2 separate regions of the Homo sapiens genome follow, and region 2 is linked to region 1. A link is a contact called in ENCODE Hi-C or POLR2A ChIA-PET data. All regions are on one chromosome and are shown on one strand. The core of a region is the stretch at or near the end of the contact, and the rest is flanking DNA. Distances in the headings are between cores, read along the strand shown.

Region 1 (7,341 bases), core at 3,396-5,895:
GTGACAGGAACTGGGCTAGGGAAACAGAGGTGAATAAGACATTCACAAGGAACTCACTGCAGTCTATCAGGACAGCACAGGAAAAGTGATAATTGCAGTCAAAGGGATAACTATAATATGAGACAATTATTAAATATAATGTTAGCACCAAGTAAGAAGTAATAAACTGGACCAGGTGCGGTGGTTCACACCTGTAATCCCAGCACTTTGGGAGGCCAAGATACGTGGATTGCCTGAAGGTCAAGAGTTTGAAACCTGCTTGGCCAACATGGTGAAACCCTGTCTCTACTAAAAATACAAAAAATTGGCCACGCGCGGTGGCTTACGCCTGTAATGCCTGTAATCCCAGCACTTTGGGAGGCCGAGGTGTTTGGATCACCTGAGGTCAGGAGTTTTGAGACCATCCTGGCCAACATAGTAAAACCTTGTCTCTACTAAAAATACAAAAATTAGCTGGGTATGGTAGCACGTGCCTGTAGTCCCAGCTACTTGGGAGGCTGAGGCAGGAGAATTGCTTAAACCCAGGAGGAGGAAGTTGCAGTGAGCCAAGATCGTGACACTGCACTCTAGTCTGGTGACAGAGTGAGACTCCATCTCAAAAACAACAAACAAACAAACAAACAAAAACCCCAAAAAACAAATTAGCCAGGTGTGGTCATGGGCACTTGTAATCCCAGCTACCTGGGAGGCTGAGGCAAAATAATTGTTTAAATCTGGGAGGTGGAGGTTGCAGTGAGCCAAGATTGCACCACTGCACTCCAGCCTGGGCAACAAGAACAAAACTTCACCTCAAAAAAAAAAAAAAACAAAGTGATAAACTATAAGGTTTTTTTTTTTTTTTTTTTTGAGACAGGGTCTCCCTCTCTTGCCCAGGCTGGAGAGCAGCGGCATGATCATGACTCACTGCATCCTTGACCTCCTGGGCTCAAGCGATTCTCCCACCTTGGCCTTCTGGGTAGCCAGGACTACAGGCATGCCCCATCACATCTTGCTGATTTTAAAAAAACTTTTTCTAAAGACGGGGTCTTCCTATGTTGCCCAGGCTGGTCTGGAATTCCTGGGTTCAAATGATCTTCCCACCTTGGCCTCCCAAATTGTTGGGATTACAGGCGTGAGCCACCACGCCCAGCCAATACATTATTCTTTGATAAGGTAAATCAGGCTTCATGAAGAGATTCCTGATCTAACTTGTGCAGGATATAAAATTTTCTAAGTATAATAGTGTGGGTGTGGTTGGTGAAGGGTCTTCTTGCCAGAGGAAGCAGCGTGTTCAGAGCTGAGAGACATGAAATAGCATGGAATATCTGGGGAACTGTATTTTGGTACGTAAGAAGCAACATAGGGAACAACAGAAAATGGAGTTGGAGCGGAATAATGGGAGCAGAAATGCATTCAAGAAATACCAGTCTAGTAATTATGAAGAGAATGGACAGAAGGGGAGAGGGCACGACCAGAGAAGGGCAATCATTGGGGAGATCACTGAAATACATCAGAAGAATGATGCTGAAGGCCTGACGGCCAGCAGCAGCACTAAGGTAGAGGAATGGAGATGACAAGCAGTGAGAAGGGAGATTTAGGACGCTGGAGAGTTTGGGATAACTCTCAGGTTTTTACCTAGGGTGAACGGTACTGTCATGACCTGGGGAGCAAATAGCAAGAGCGGAAACAGGCTGACAGCACATCATGATTCACTGTGGTCTTGTTTGGAGCATAATTTTGAGTTGGTAAAATACTCTTTAAGTATAAAATATATCAATATTAGAAAACATACACAGGTATTTTAGGTTGAAATGGGACAGACAGGAGTTTGTACTATAACTGAAGCAATGGGTAGACCTAGCAGGCAAGTGGACGGAGGAAGACAACTGGGAATCTAGGAAGATAATATTCAGGAATCTGGATGCTGGACTGATGCTGACAGGCCCTGGAGAAACACAGCCTGGAGCAGAAGCCTCGCTTGACGTTGACAAGTCAGACTTGAAAGCCAGGTGTGAGATCTCTGCCGGGTGCAGTGACTCACGCCTGTAATCTCAACACTTTGGGAGGCCGAGGTGGGCGGATCACTTGACCTCAGGAGTTCAAGACCAGGCTGGGCAACACGGCAAAACCCTATCTCTACAAAAAATACAATATTAGCCAGGTGTGGTGGCTCGCACCTGTGGTCCCAACTACTGGGGAGGTTGAGGTGGGTGGATAGCTTAAGCCTGGGAGGAAGAGGTTGTAGTGAGCCAAGATTGAACCACTGCACTCCAGCCTGGGTGACAGAGTGAGACCCTGTCTCAAAATAAATAAATAAATAAATAAATAAATAAATAAATAAGATTCCTAATCTCAGCCAGGCCTCCTTATTTCACAGTAGAAGACTAAGGCCCAGAGGGGTTGATTCACACAAGGTGACAGAGCTGGTTATTAGCAGGACCCACAGCTCCCTTACTCATATGTTGCTTCATGACATTTCATAAGCACCATAAAGTGAGCATCTACCAGGTATTTGAAGGACAAGGGAGTATCCCTCGGCACCCATTGTTTCCCTTTTACTTCCTTGCCATGCTCACCTGCTTGGTCAAACCTGACTAAAACTGTAAGTACATCTCTAGTCACAGCCTGGCCACATGCAGAGCTTAGAATTATGCTGTCCGTGGTGTGACTGCAACTACCAGAATTATTTCCTTGGGCCTAAAGGCTGGAAGGATCTAACAGCCTCCATTTGTACAAAAGGAAGGACGTAGGGAATTCCAAAACAGGCCATGTCCTGATTTTATAACAGCACAAAATAAATTGTATGTTTGTACTCAAAGGTATAGATTTTTTTTTTAATTGTGCTATTTATGTTTTTAAAACCAAACATTGGTGATTAGAATGCCATAAATTTGCTTTGAAATGGAGAAACAACAGTACTATATTATAAAATGTTACTGCTCTTCATGTTGTAAGAATCCCATACAATACAAATTTAACTGGCACTGGGAAATTGGTTAAATTACCACAAGGTTGAAATAACGGCACTATGTTATTCACAGCTATTTTAATTTCATCTGTTCAGAACATGATTTAAAGAAAGTTTAACCTGACTGGCTTTAGGTCTAGAGATAGAGGAAGGAATAATTGAGATTTGGGGAGGAATTTAAGAGATTAAGCTGTTTAAAATACTTTAAAAGCATGTATATATCTACCTGATATACTATTTCAAAAATAAGAATCTATTCACTGAAATGGCCACATCAGAATCTCTATTTGCAGTAAATTACAAATATTTTCTTATTCAAATATTTTGCTCATTTAGACCGGCCTCCTTTCAAATTAGAGATTTTTTTTTACCTTTACCTATAATTCAGTAAGTTAAGGTCCATATGAATGAGGAAAAGTGCACATATACATTATACACACTCAAAACCATAACTATGTTAAGCCACCAGTTGTAATATACATTACAGTTGACAAACTTAAATAAAACCCCACAGTTTAAACTATACAGTTACAAACATTTCTTTCAGAACTGATTGGGAGGCCAAGGCAGAAGGAGACTAGCGTAGGCAACACAGCAAGACCCCATCTTTACAAAAACAAAAATTAAAAAATTAGCTGGGTGTGATGGGCCTTACCTGTAGTTCCAGTTACTTGGGAGGCTGAGGCAGGACTGCTTGAGCCCAGGAATTCAAAGATGCAGTGAGCTATGATTGCACCACTGCACCCCAGCCTGGGCAGACAGTGAGACCCCGTCTCTTTAAAAAAAAAAAAAAAGAAAGAAAGAAAAAAAAAGAAAGGGAAAAAAGAACTGCTTAGGAACTGTGGAAAGTAACAACAAATACACTCAATGTAGACATCTCAGCAAGCTGTACACAGTCTCAGTCCACTGTGCGAAGTTAGCACCCCACCTTGTGGAAAACAGTAGGTGGTGTTCAGTGGAAGAATGTCATGTTAATTTTAGAAGAGCTGGTTGATAAATCCTGCAACCACCAAACTGCCACTGATTCTTATATAAACAGAAAATGCAAAACCAAAAAAAGAATGCAAACCAAAAGAATCCCTATTTATTACACTAGCAGCAAAACTTTTGTACTTCCAAAATAAAAGGATATGAGCCTCAAAATATTGGTGCTTGTGGTATGTGTTTGGATTATTTCTGTAGAAAATATTTATTTAGATATTTATAAAAAAATAAATATTTCATATTAGTAGGTTTTTACTCCCACTGGGGCTTGTATCTCTTCTTAGTTTTGTTTCTAAAAAATAGCTGTTTTCTAATTGTAACTTTAGAAAATACAGAAAAATATTCAAAGACAAAACCAAAAATCAACCAATATCTCCCTACTCTTTTGAAGAAGCCCCCACCCCAACACTCTATCTCACAGAGATCTCTCCCTCCTCTGCATTCAAAGCACTCATTGTCCTTTGCTTATCTTTGATTTAAACATACACACACACACACACACACACATACACACAGTTTGAAAGTTCTTCTGGTCTTCTCAGTTTCGTCAGACTCTTCGCGTTATTTATCATTCCTGTTACTTTCTTGGCACCATGTCTTCTGGAGTTCTCTGTCACTTTGCTCTGTTCCCAACTGTTTGTTCTCTAGGACCACCTATGAAGTCTTCACACTGGAACTCCCTTCACTGCTGTCCTGAGAATTCCCTTCCCTTCTCTCCTGGACTGAGGCCCAGATCCCTGGAACTGAGTCTCCCTTTTGGGTGCCCCTTGTTTTGGTGGGGCACACCCTCTGTGGGAGGGTACATGAGGAATCCATTTGAGACACTGCTCCACTGTACTTCTGAAACCTCAAATGTGATTCCTTTTCTTGTTCTTTCTGGAAGTTTTTAGTATCTTCTCTTCATCGTTAGTTCTGAAACTGTACATGACGTGTCTTGTGACTACACTTTCACTGGACTCAGGATAGTCCTTTTATTTTAAAAGTCGGGTCCTTCTGTTTTGGAAATTTCCCTGGGTCATAATTTTGTTTCATTTTGAACTTTTCCCATTTCCTTGTTCCTTCTGAATAATGGACTTGCAACATCCAGTTTGGTTGTCTAATTTTCTTGCCTTTCTCTACTGTTTTTTACGTTTTCCTTATGCTTTTAATCTTTTTCTTGAGTTCTTCAATGTGATCTTCCAATCTTTCATTGAATTTTTATTGCTGAAATCAAAATTTTAATAGCCAAGGGGTTTTTTTTGTTCTTAGTTTTTTAAAAAATAGGTCTCATTCTTGTTTTAATGAAATAATGCCCTCTCATTTCTTCGAACATAATTGTTTTCGTTTAAACTCCCCACTGCCACTGAAATGCCCTTTTCTCTAGTTCCTTTCGTTAGTTTTCTCTTTAGAGGCTTTCCTCAAATGTCTGATATTCTGTAGATGTTGATTCAACTACTGATTCTCAAGGGCGATGGGAGGGGAGGCCCCCCATACACACGTTATAAGGTCTGGAGACATTTTGGGTTGCCATAACTGGTGGTGGGGGTTGGGGGAGCACTCTTGGCATCTGGTGGATAAAGGCCAGGGATGCTGCTAACATCCTGTAACACACAGGACATTCCCCTACAATGAAGATTTGTCTGTCCCAAAATGTCAATAGTGACGAGGATGAGAAGCCCTACTTCACATTAAAGAATGAGGCATTAAAAGGCCGACTGCAGGCTCTATGTTCAGCTCTCTACCGCCTCTACTGAGAACTAGTGCAGGTCAGCGGCTAAATGATCAGCAGTGCACTGCCACCTGGTGGCAGGATGAGGGAGTGACATTGCAGAGGAAAGAAAATATAAGTCCTTCAACACTTGGAGGGGCCCGCCTGGTCCATTTCTGAAGCTTCAAGGACCTTTTAGGGGAAGGAGAGGAAAGAGGAAGGTAGAGAGGAGAAGGAAAAGAAGTAGAAGGAAAGGAGAAGGAGCGAGGAGGGGGAGAGAGGAGAGAGAAAGAGAGGGTTGAAGAGAGAGGAGAGGAAGAAGAGAGAGAAGGAGGGGAGAGGGAGAAGGGAATGAGGGAGGAAGGGAGACAGGGAAGGAGGGAGAGAGAGTGCACAAGTGTGTAGAGTTTAGGAAACGGTTTTGAATCTGTGCAAAGTGGTTCTGGGAAGTCCCTCTAAATCCCAGGGAGTTTCCAGGTTCCTCTAGGCAACACTTTAAAGACCCTTGGAGATCGGGATGCTCCCCTTTCAGACATCCCAGGGTTGGTGATGGCAATCCCATTCTTACAATTGCTCAGAACAGCTTTGTAGTCATGTTTGATTCCTCTGTTTTCTGCCATGAAATTCTGTTAACTCCACTTTCAAAAACATCCAGAATCCAACTATTTTCCCTTACTCCTGGCCCTCCTGATGCAAGCCACATTATCTCTTGCTGGGATTTCTGCAACAACCTCCTAACTGATTTCCTTGGTTTTGCTTTTGGTGTATTTGTAACACAGCCACACGAGTGACCTGTGTAAAACAGTATGATTGTGTCACTCCTCCAAGCAAAACTTTCCAACAGGTCTCTATTTTCCTCAGATTAAGAGAGGAAGTTTTTAAAAGGGCTTACAAGGTCCTAAATTATCTGGTCTTTGCCCACTCCTCCCATCTCCTCTTCAGTGTCTCTCCTTCCACTCACTCTCCTCCAGGGACCAGGATTACCTGCTATTGCACCAACATCCAGGAATATTCCTCTCTATGGCTTTTCCAGAGACTTTTCCCTCTGCTTGAAACACTCTTCTCTCAGGAGTCCCCATCGCCTTCAAGGTCCTAAGAGCAATCACAACTTTTCCACCCCATCAAAATTCCCAGTTCCCCATCCCTGTGCAATCTGCCCCCACAGCACTGATCACCTTCTAACAGACTTTACTATTTTCTTCTTCACTATGTCTGGTATTACTGTCTTCTCATCCAGGTCAAGTGGAGTGAGCTCCATGATGGCAGACATTTTTTTGTGTTTTTTGTTCACTTGTGTATCCCAACTATCTATAATATTGCCTGGCAAATGGAAAGCAAATATTTATTGCTGAATAAACAAAGTATTTTTTTTTTAAAAAAAGCATTAGGATTCTGACACCTACTGCATTATAAATTTGGGAAAACTGAAAATCTTTGTTAAGTTTTTAAACATCAGGAACATGCTTCTGTATTTATTTTTACCATATTTAATGTCTCAATAAGATTTCACTATTGGGCCCATATTGATCATTTCCTTTTATTCAAGCTCCTTTCCCAGTGTTTAATATTTTAGGTCTCTTTCTTCATTATTTTTCTAACAGTTAAAGCTAGCATATAAGGAAGTGATTGAGTTTTGCATATTTGGCTTGAATCTGATACTTTTCTGAACTTGTATTACTTGATAGTCTTTTGTTGATTTTGTTTCTAGATATAATTATTTATA
Region 2 (7,341 bases), core at 1,569-4,068, 160 kb before region 1:
CATGGTGAAACCCCGTCTCTACTAAAAATACAAAAAATTAGCCAGGCATGGTGGCGGGTGCCTGTAGTCCCAGCTACTCGGGAGGCTGAGGCAGGAGAATGGCGTGAACCCGGGAGGCGAAGCTTGCAGTGAGCTGAGATCATGCCACTGCACTGAAGCCTGGGCAACAGAGCAAGACTCCGTCTCAAAAAAAAAAAAGAACCAATATTCTGCCGGGCACGTTGGCTCATGCCTGCCTGTAATCCCAGCACTTTGGGAGGCTGAGGCGGGTGGATCACAGGTCAAGAGATCGAGACCATCCTGGCCAACATGGTGAAACCCCGTCTCTACTAAAAATACAAAAAAAAAAAAAATTAGCTGGGCATGGTGGCACGTGCCTGTAGTCCCAGCTGCTCAGGAGGCTGAGGCAGAAGAATCGCTTGAACCCAGGAGGTGGAGGTTGCAGTGAGCTGAGATCGCACCACTGCATTCTAGCCTGGGTGAGAGAGCGAGACTCCATCTAAAAAAAAAACAAAAAAACAAAAACCAACCTTCTAAAGTCTGTAAGTCCCATAGACATCCACTGAGTTGGCCCAGTATGCCAGGCACCATGGTAAACATTTGGCATACACAGTCTAAGTTTATCTTCTCTAGGACTCTGCGTATTAGGTAGGTATTATCCCCATTGTACAAATGAGGAAACTGAGCCCCAGAGGATGAAGAGCATGTCCAGGGTGACAGCACTACTATGTGGTCATCCTCGTGGCTCCAAAAGCTGTGGCCCACTGGCTTTGCTGTGCTGCCTGGAGTTCCTTGCCAAGGATAAGTGTAAAGAGGAGGAAACCAGGGAGTGGCGCTCACTAATAGGGACGAGCCCATCTATGTCATCTTCCTTCTGAGGAAGCTTGAAGTCAGTAACAGCCCAGGCATTCCCCGTCCTCCGTGTTTCCCATGTCACAGGTCCACTGTTTAATTTTGCCTTCCAGAAAGCCAGGCCTTGCTTCTGATTTGCTCCTTTCCACCACTGATTATGCACAGGTCAAATGGGATTAAAGGATGTAACAGCACTCCAACTGGGAAAGAGCTTGGGGGATGAAGGTGACACTTCGACACGGTCCTCTAACTTGGACCTGCCTCTTCGTTAGGAATCATTGTTCTGGTGGGCTTTCCCTGCTGAGTGCAGAGCTTTGCTGGCAGATCAATGAAGGATCAAGTCCAGCAAGATGCCGTTGCCTAATGTGGCCTTTTCTGAATTTGTGGGAGGACAAGGCTTATCTAAAACAAAGAGCACTGGCTATGAGCACCTGATTCCTGTTCCATCTTTGTCGCTTCCTCTACCTGGTCACAGCCTGTCGAGATTGCCAATTCCTCATTGGTGAAATAAGAGCATTTTTCTAGGTGATATCTAGGATGCCTTTTAATCCAACCATTCTGCTGAAAGAACAAAGGGATCAATCAATTGAATTTGGGTTTCATATGAAGAAATATTATTCAGAAGACATTATTGGTTTGCCAGAGGATCTTTCTTTATCTGTTCAACAAATATTAGCCCCACAGAGAGGCCAGGGGTCAGAAGGCATTTCAGCAGAGAGAACCGCATCTGTGAGTGGAGGAACCGCAAGGGCCTTCCAGGATGGTGTGAATGCAGTGGCCCACAGCAGGTGTGTGAAGGGGCAGGCATGGTGGCAGTGCTGGATACACCTCATTAAGAAACAAAGACTAGGCCGGGTGCGGTGACTTATACCTATAATGCCAGCACTTTGGGAGGTCAAGTTAGGCAGACAGCTTGAGCTCAGGAATTCGAGACCAGCCTGGGCAATATGGCATGAACCCATCTGTACAAAAAACTACACAAACTTTGCCAGGTGTGGTGGCGCATGCCTGTATTTCCAGCTACTCGGGAGGCTGAAGTGGGAGAATCACCTGAGCCTGGGAGGAGGTTGAGGCTGTAGTGAGCCATGATTGAGCCACTATACTCCAGCCTGGGTGTCAGAGTGAGACCCTGTTTCAAACAAAGCAAACAAACAAAGACAACTTAGATGTAGAGACTTTCATCATCAAAGAGGCTATAAGTGTTCAAAACCCTGACAAAGTCAGAATAATGAAACTCACTAAAATCAGGATGCAGGAGAAGGCGTGAGAGGACTCAACTTTCTTATCTACACTGCCTAAACTTAAAACCCTATGTTAAAAAAACAATAAGTACTCTAACTTCCTAATGTTTCAGAAGACTTTTTTAAAACCTACGTCTTGTGTGTGAAGGTGCAATTTGTCTGAAATTTGGGTATCCCTTCAGTGTCAGTTTAGTTTCATTTTCGTTTGTTGAAGTCAAATGAGCATTTGTCCTTTTATTTAAAATACCATGGAGAGTATGAGTTCATTATCGTAGCGCATGCTCAGTGTATCCAGCCTGCCTTTCTTCCTCTGTGTATATTCACAGAGGGGTGCTGGGGTGAAGGCCAAGCAATGTTAGCAGTGGTTATTTCTAAGGGGTGGGATCACAGTGGCCTTCTTGCTTCTTTGTCTCTGTGTTGTTTGATTTTTTTAAGATTAACATGGAAATAATAAAGCCATTCTAAAAATTAAGCAAAAAGAAAAGTTTTAAAAGAGCAAACAAAATAGCACGACCCTGTTCGTGGCTTCATAGGCAGCTCTCATGTTTGTCCTTCCTTCTTCCACCCCACCTCCCACCTGGCTGCAGCCCCAGGGGACTGGCTGCTTTCCCTCCTCACCATCTCATTGGATGTTTGTTTGCATCCTGGTGACCGGTGCATTCCTGAAGGGATCTGAACGGTGAATGCAGGGCCCTGGAAGGCCCAGAGGCTGTGCACTGCCTCACTCCACATGTGTTTGTGATAAAAACAGGGCTCAAGATGAAACTGGTCTGGGACGGTTCCTGCCAGTTTTACTGTAGGTCCAAGGAAGGCCCCTGGATGTATGGGGATGTATCTGGACTCGGATTTCACTGTATTTTTTTTCAGTTCTGAGGAAAGTATGAATGCCAGTGTTATTTATTCACTGTTCAGTTTCTCAAGTTTGTTTTAGTAGTTCTTGCTTTGAGAATAAATATCGGAACTCTGTGAGGAAGGCATTCCAGAAATAAAGCTGGCTATTCATGGCATGGTTTTTGGCAAATACCTTCCCTCCACTACGGAGGGAAACTCTGTTTACCTTTTTGAAGAGTCGGCAGAAACCCAGGTTCACAGTTCTGCCACCAAAAGAAGAAAGCAGTTCAGTTCAGTGAGAGGACAGACTCAGCATGATGGACAAAAGGCTGAGCTGTGCTGGCTAAGCGTTTGATTTCAGGAGTAAAAAAACGCTCTTTCTATGTTAAAGCTGCAATTAACGTTCTTGGATAGCTCTCACAGTAACTTAAATAGGTAATCTAGATTTTCTCTTACCTAAAAGGACACTTAAATCTCATTTTCTTCAATAATTACAATTTTCTATAAAATGAGAATAATACCGGCCAGGCGCAGTGGCTCACGCCTATAATCCCAACACTTTGGGAGCCCGAGGCAGGCAGATCACATGAGGTCAGGAGTTTGAGACCAGCCTGGCCAACATGGTGAAACCCTGTCTCTACTAAAAATACAAAAATTAGCCAGGCGTGGTGGGTGCCTGTTGTCCCAATTACTCAGGAGGCTGAGGCAGCAGAATCAATTGACCACAGGAATACAATCGCGCCATTGCACTTTAGCCTGGGCGACAGAGTGAGACTCCCTCTCAAAAAAAAAAAAAAAAAAAGAGGCAGCAGGGAATAATACCACCCATGGTGATTATTTCACTGAGTTGTGGTGAAAACAGATGAGATCTAATGAGACGATGATCCGAGGGTGACTGGCCACGAAGCACAAACATAAAGCATCATGGAACATTGGAGTTGGTGGAAGTCTTTTCCAAGCAGCAAAGTGAGGGCCCTTGAGAAGTGACGTGATTTGGTGGAAGCCGTTCCGCAAGTCTTTGGAGGCAACATGACTGGAATCCAGCCTCTTTCCACTAAGCCATCCTGCCACATCCTCAGCTGTTTTCAATGGTGCATCTCATGAGAACACCACTTTGTTATTTTGAACTTTCCAGGAGAAAAAGCACAAAGTACAGCTCAAAGTAAAGTTTTCCAGCAGATGGGCCTGAACGAGTTAGAGGTCCACTTCATGGAAGATGGACGCAACATCTATGACACGCGTGGAACCGGGGGCACACTACTTTACCTCTCTGTGCTTTAGTTTCCTTAACTACCTCATCGGGTTGGAGTTAAGAGGACTAAATGAGTGAATGTGTTCGGGGAGAGGTAGCATAGAGCCTGGCACATAGTACATGCAAGATTAATGCCATTATTATTTATTATTAGCGTTATTATTTATTTACACACAGAAGTTGCACACCTGCCTACTGACTGGAAAAGAAAAAGGCCACAGATGGAAATTAGAAAGTTGTAGCTATCATTAGGTCTGTGCCAAGGCATTTGGGATATATCACTAAGGCATCCACCGAGGTGGGGGTGGAGGGGAGCCAGAGTGCCTGGAGGAGTTACTATTCCTAATACTCCTATTTTCTCCCAAGAAGAACTCACGGTCTTTGGGCCTAGCCCCTGGCTTATGACTGCTGGCGGGTCGGTGTGCTCAATGGCTGCATGGCCACCACAGCATTTCCACCCAACTCCAGCAGAGCCCCGTAGGCATTGTGGAGGTGCTTGGGGAGTCTCCTAGGCTTGAATAGGAATGAGCCTTGGAAGGTGCAGAGCTTCGTGGCTCAGCAGAAGATGGTGATGAGGGAGATCTGACCTGAACTTCCCCAGGGCAGCCTGGGAGAGCTTCCAGAGGCACAGGCTGAAAATCGTGAGTCCTCCTGAAACTTCCTTTCACTGCTCTTGCTCCACACTCTGCATCAGCCCCACCCACCGAGGGCTGACCCCCGACTCTTCCAGACCTGTTTCCCATTTCTCCTCTGCTGGGGCCCCCCAGTAGCCTGCTGGTATGCTCATGTCTGTGGCTCATGTTGCTGGCTCCTGCTGCTGCCTCCTACCCTGCTGGAGACAGGCAACACTGGGGCCAGCTCGTATGCCACTTCCATGAAGCCTTCCCTGATCCCTCCTGCTGGGCCCTCTCTTCCCCTCTCCCTCCAGCTTGTGGTTCTGCTCTTTGTGGCCCTCACATGTGCACTTGTGCTATGTATTTCATTGTTTTGAAGCCCTCACAGCCACACAGGGCGTCCTCATTGTGTTCTTCCCCCAGTGCTTCTCAGCCACTCGGGACAGTCCCAGGTGACCAGTCCATTAAAGTCTGAAAACTAATCCACCTGTACCTGGAGGGAGTCTTGGATCCCAAGCAAGGGAGTGAGAATTGGGACATAATATTGAGATACTACCAATGCCAACTTGGGAATCCTTCCTCGTATCTGTCTTGTGTGTTTATAGCTTCAATTTCAAGACAGAAATATCCACCCACCTGTTTTGTGATGCTAAAGAAGTATGCACACTGAATTTTGGGAATAAATCAAAAGCCGAATGCCACTACCTCCTGCTTGCTTGTTTAAAGGTTAGCCTTTAGGATCTCTTAACTTCCACAACCAATAAAACGTGTTTCCTAGTCCTTATTATGGCCAATCATTTCCACATTTTGTTAGAGTCTGCAGATTACCTTGGCACGTTAATCCTGAGTTCTGTCATCCCAGGCAAATACAAATGCTCAGAACAAGGACTTACGATGAAAATGTTAGTGCACTCCATCTTCCAGCTGCCTGACAAGCAGCTTCTACTCAGAATAAGTATAAATTAGCTAATGCTGAAGCTGCAGAAATGTTTAATCCGTATCCTGTGTCTTGAGTGATTCCTCCCTCCTCCCCCTATTCATTCAGATGTTAATTCTAGATCTCTCTGTTGCACTCAGGGTTGAATCTGGTAAAATGCTAGTGGTATGGTACCTGCAGGAAGGCATATATAATTTCTCTATCAGAGTGCTTTTAATGCCTTCTTTCAGTGGGCCTGATACATAAGAAAAGATAAATGCTTATGGGCCCCAAAACTCTTTGGAGTCAACACATGCATGAGAAAGTATAATACCTTTTTAAATTTTAATCATTTTAGCCAAAGAGCGAAATCTGTTTTTACTACTTATGAGAGATGGTGCTAAATTAAATACGAGGCAGTGATCTGCAGAAAAAGAAGTCCCCACAAAAACAGTGCTTCCCCATGGGAAGCAAGAAGCACTTTAGGAAGCTTAGAGTGGGGAAGTGATGGGGTGGTGGGCTGGAGGCAGCCTGAATGAAGAGAGGAGGCAGAGACAGAGGCTGAGCGGCAATGGTGGAGCTGCTGTAAGACGATGCTGGGGGCTGGCAGGTGGTCTAAAAAGCCCTTTCCTGGATCCCTGTGGGTGTGAGGGATTAAAGCCTACAGGTAAAGCAACTACAGGCCCCTGCCACACCTCCTCAGGTGCTTAAAGAGTTGCCTCTGTGTTCCCAGTTGTAAATGAGATCATCTTTGGTGATGTCTGGATGATAATAACCACTCTTTATTACACATTTTCTCTGTGCTTTACAGGGAGTAGGTTCTTTAATCCTCCCAACATCCCTTTGCGGTAGGTGCTGTAAGTCATTTTATAGATGAGGAAATTGAGGTCTTAGAGAGGTTAGATCATTTGCCCAAGACCAACAGCTAGTCAGTGGTAGAATTGGGATTTGAGCACAGAGACAGTCTGGCTACAGAGCCTGTGCTTACCGTAACCACCATGCTTTTAAATAGCAATTTTTCCTAATGAAAATTGATAGTGTAATGTCCAGAAGGTTAGAATTTAAAAAATTAAAATAAAACGGTCTCTGTCTCATGGATTCACCAGGGGACCTGGGGGAAATGCCCTTGATCTTGGTTTCCAGTCTATAAAAGAACAATTATGCCATTCTTCACCCACCCATCCTACAGATGTGCTTTGAGGATGAATGAATAGATTGGTCATCAGGGCTTTGAAAACCCAAGATGATTGAAGATGCCTAGTTAAATAATATGAGTAAATGAGTTTCCACATCCCTGCACAAGACTCAGGCCCCCAAACTGGAGCAGCTTTCCAGCAACAGCTGGTTTGAGATTTTCAAAGCAAATTTCACGCACATTCTATGTAAGTCCAAAACCAAAATTTCCTTGTGGAACTTTCTTTTTTTTTTTTGCAGGAAATTCATCTGACGTCTCACTGAAAATCTCTAAGGCAAGCATGGTGCCCTATCAGGGATATGGTTTCCAGCCTTTTGTCTTTTTTTTTTGAGGCGGAGTCTCGCTCTGTCACCCAGGTTGGAGTGCAGTGGTGCGATCTCGGCTCACTTCAACCTCTGCTTCCCGGGTTCAAGCGTTTCTCCTGCCTCAGCCTTCCCAGT

Evidence for each region. A loop is a pair of places that touch in the nucleus more often than their neighbours do. ChIA-PET counts read pairs that join two places held with the same protein, here RNA polymerase II (POLR2A). Pooled maps may share reads with other maps.
Region 2: a pooled map shows a loop between it and region 1 (4-fold over the local background). The contact joins two enhancer-like sites. A Hi-C loop is called at or near these places in 3 of 168 maps with a recorded cell type or tissue (Caco-2, Calu3 and IMR-90) and 10 of 50 pooled maps. POLR2A ChIA-PET finds 5 or more read pairs at or near these places in 3 of 52 experiments (Panc1, T-cell and activated CD8-positive, alpha-beta memory T cell).

Annotation. Positions count from the first base shown.
Region 1 is chr1:95,037,891-95,045,231 of GRCh38, forward strand. All of the region lies in intron 2 of ALG14 (ALG14 UDP-N-acetylglucosaminyltransferase subunit), which reads right to left. Among named protein-coding and RNA genes, the nearest start is that of ALG14-AS1, 20 kb to the right of the region's middle. RefSeq lists enhancers at 5,278-5,886, 5,887-6,495. Within about 2 kb of position 4,646, at least 13 of the 41 ENCODE cell types and tissues checked have a DNase peak (open chromatin) inside an H3K27ac peak, as active enhancers do.
Region 2 is chr1:94,881,518-94,888,858 of GRCh38, forward strand. The region is part of intron 12 of SLC44A3 (solute carrier family 44 member 3); the gene reads left to right. Among named protein-coding and RNA genes, the nearest start is that of CNN3-DT, 41 kb to the right of the region's middle. RefSeq lists an enhancer at 2,750-3,636. Within about 2 kb of position 2,819, at least 14 of the 41 ENCODE cell types and tissues checked have a DNase peak (open chromatin) inside an H3K27ac peak, as active enhancers do.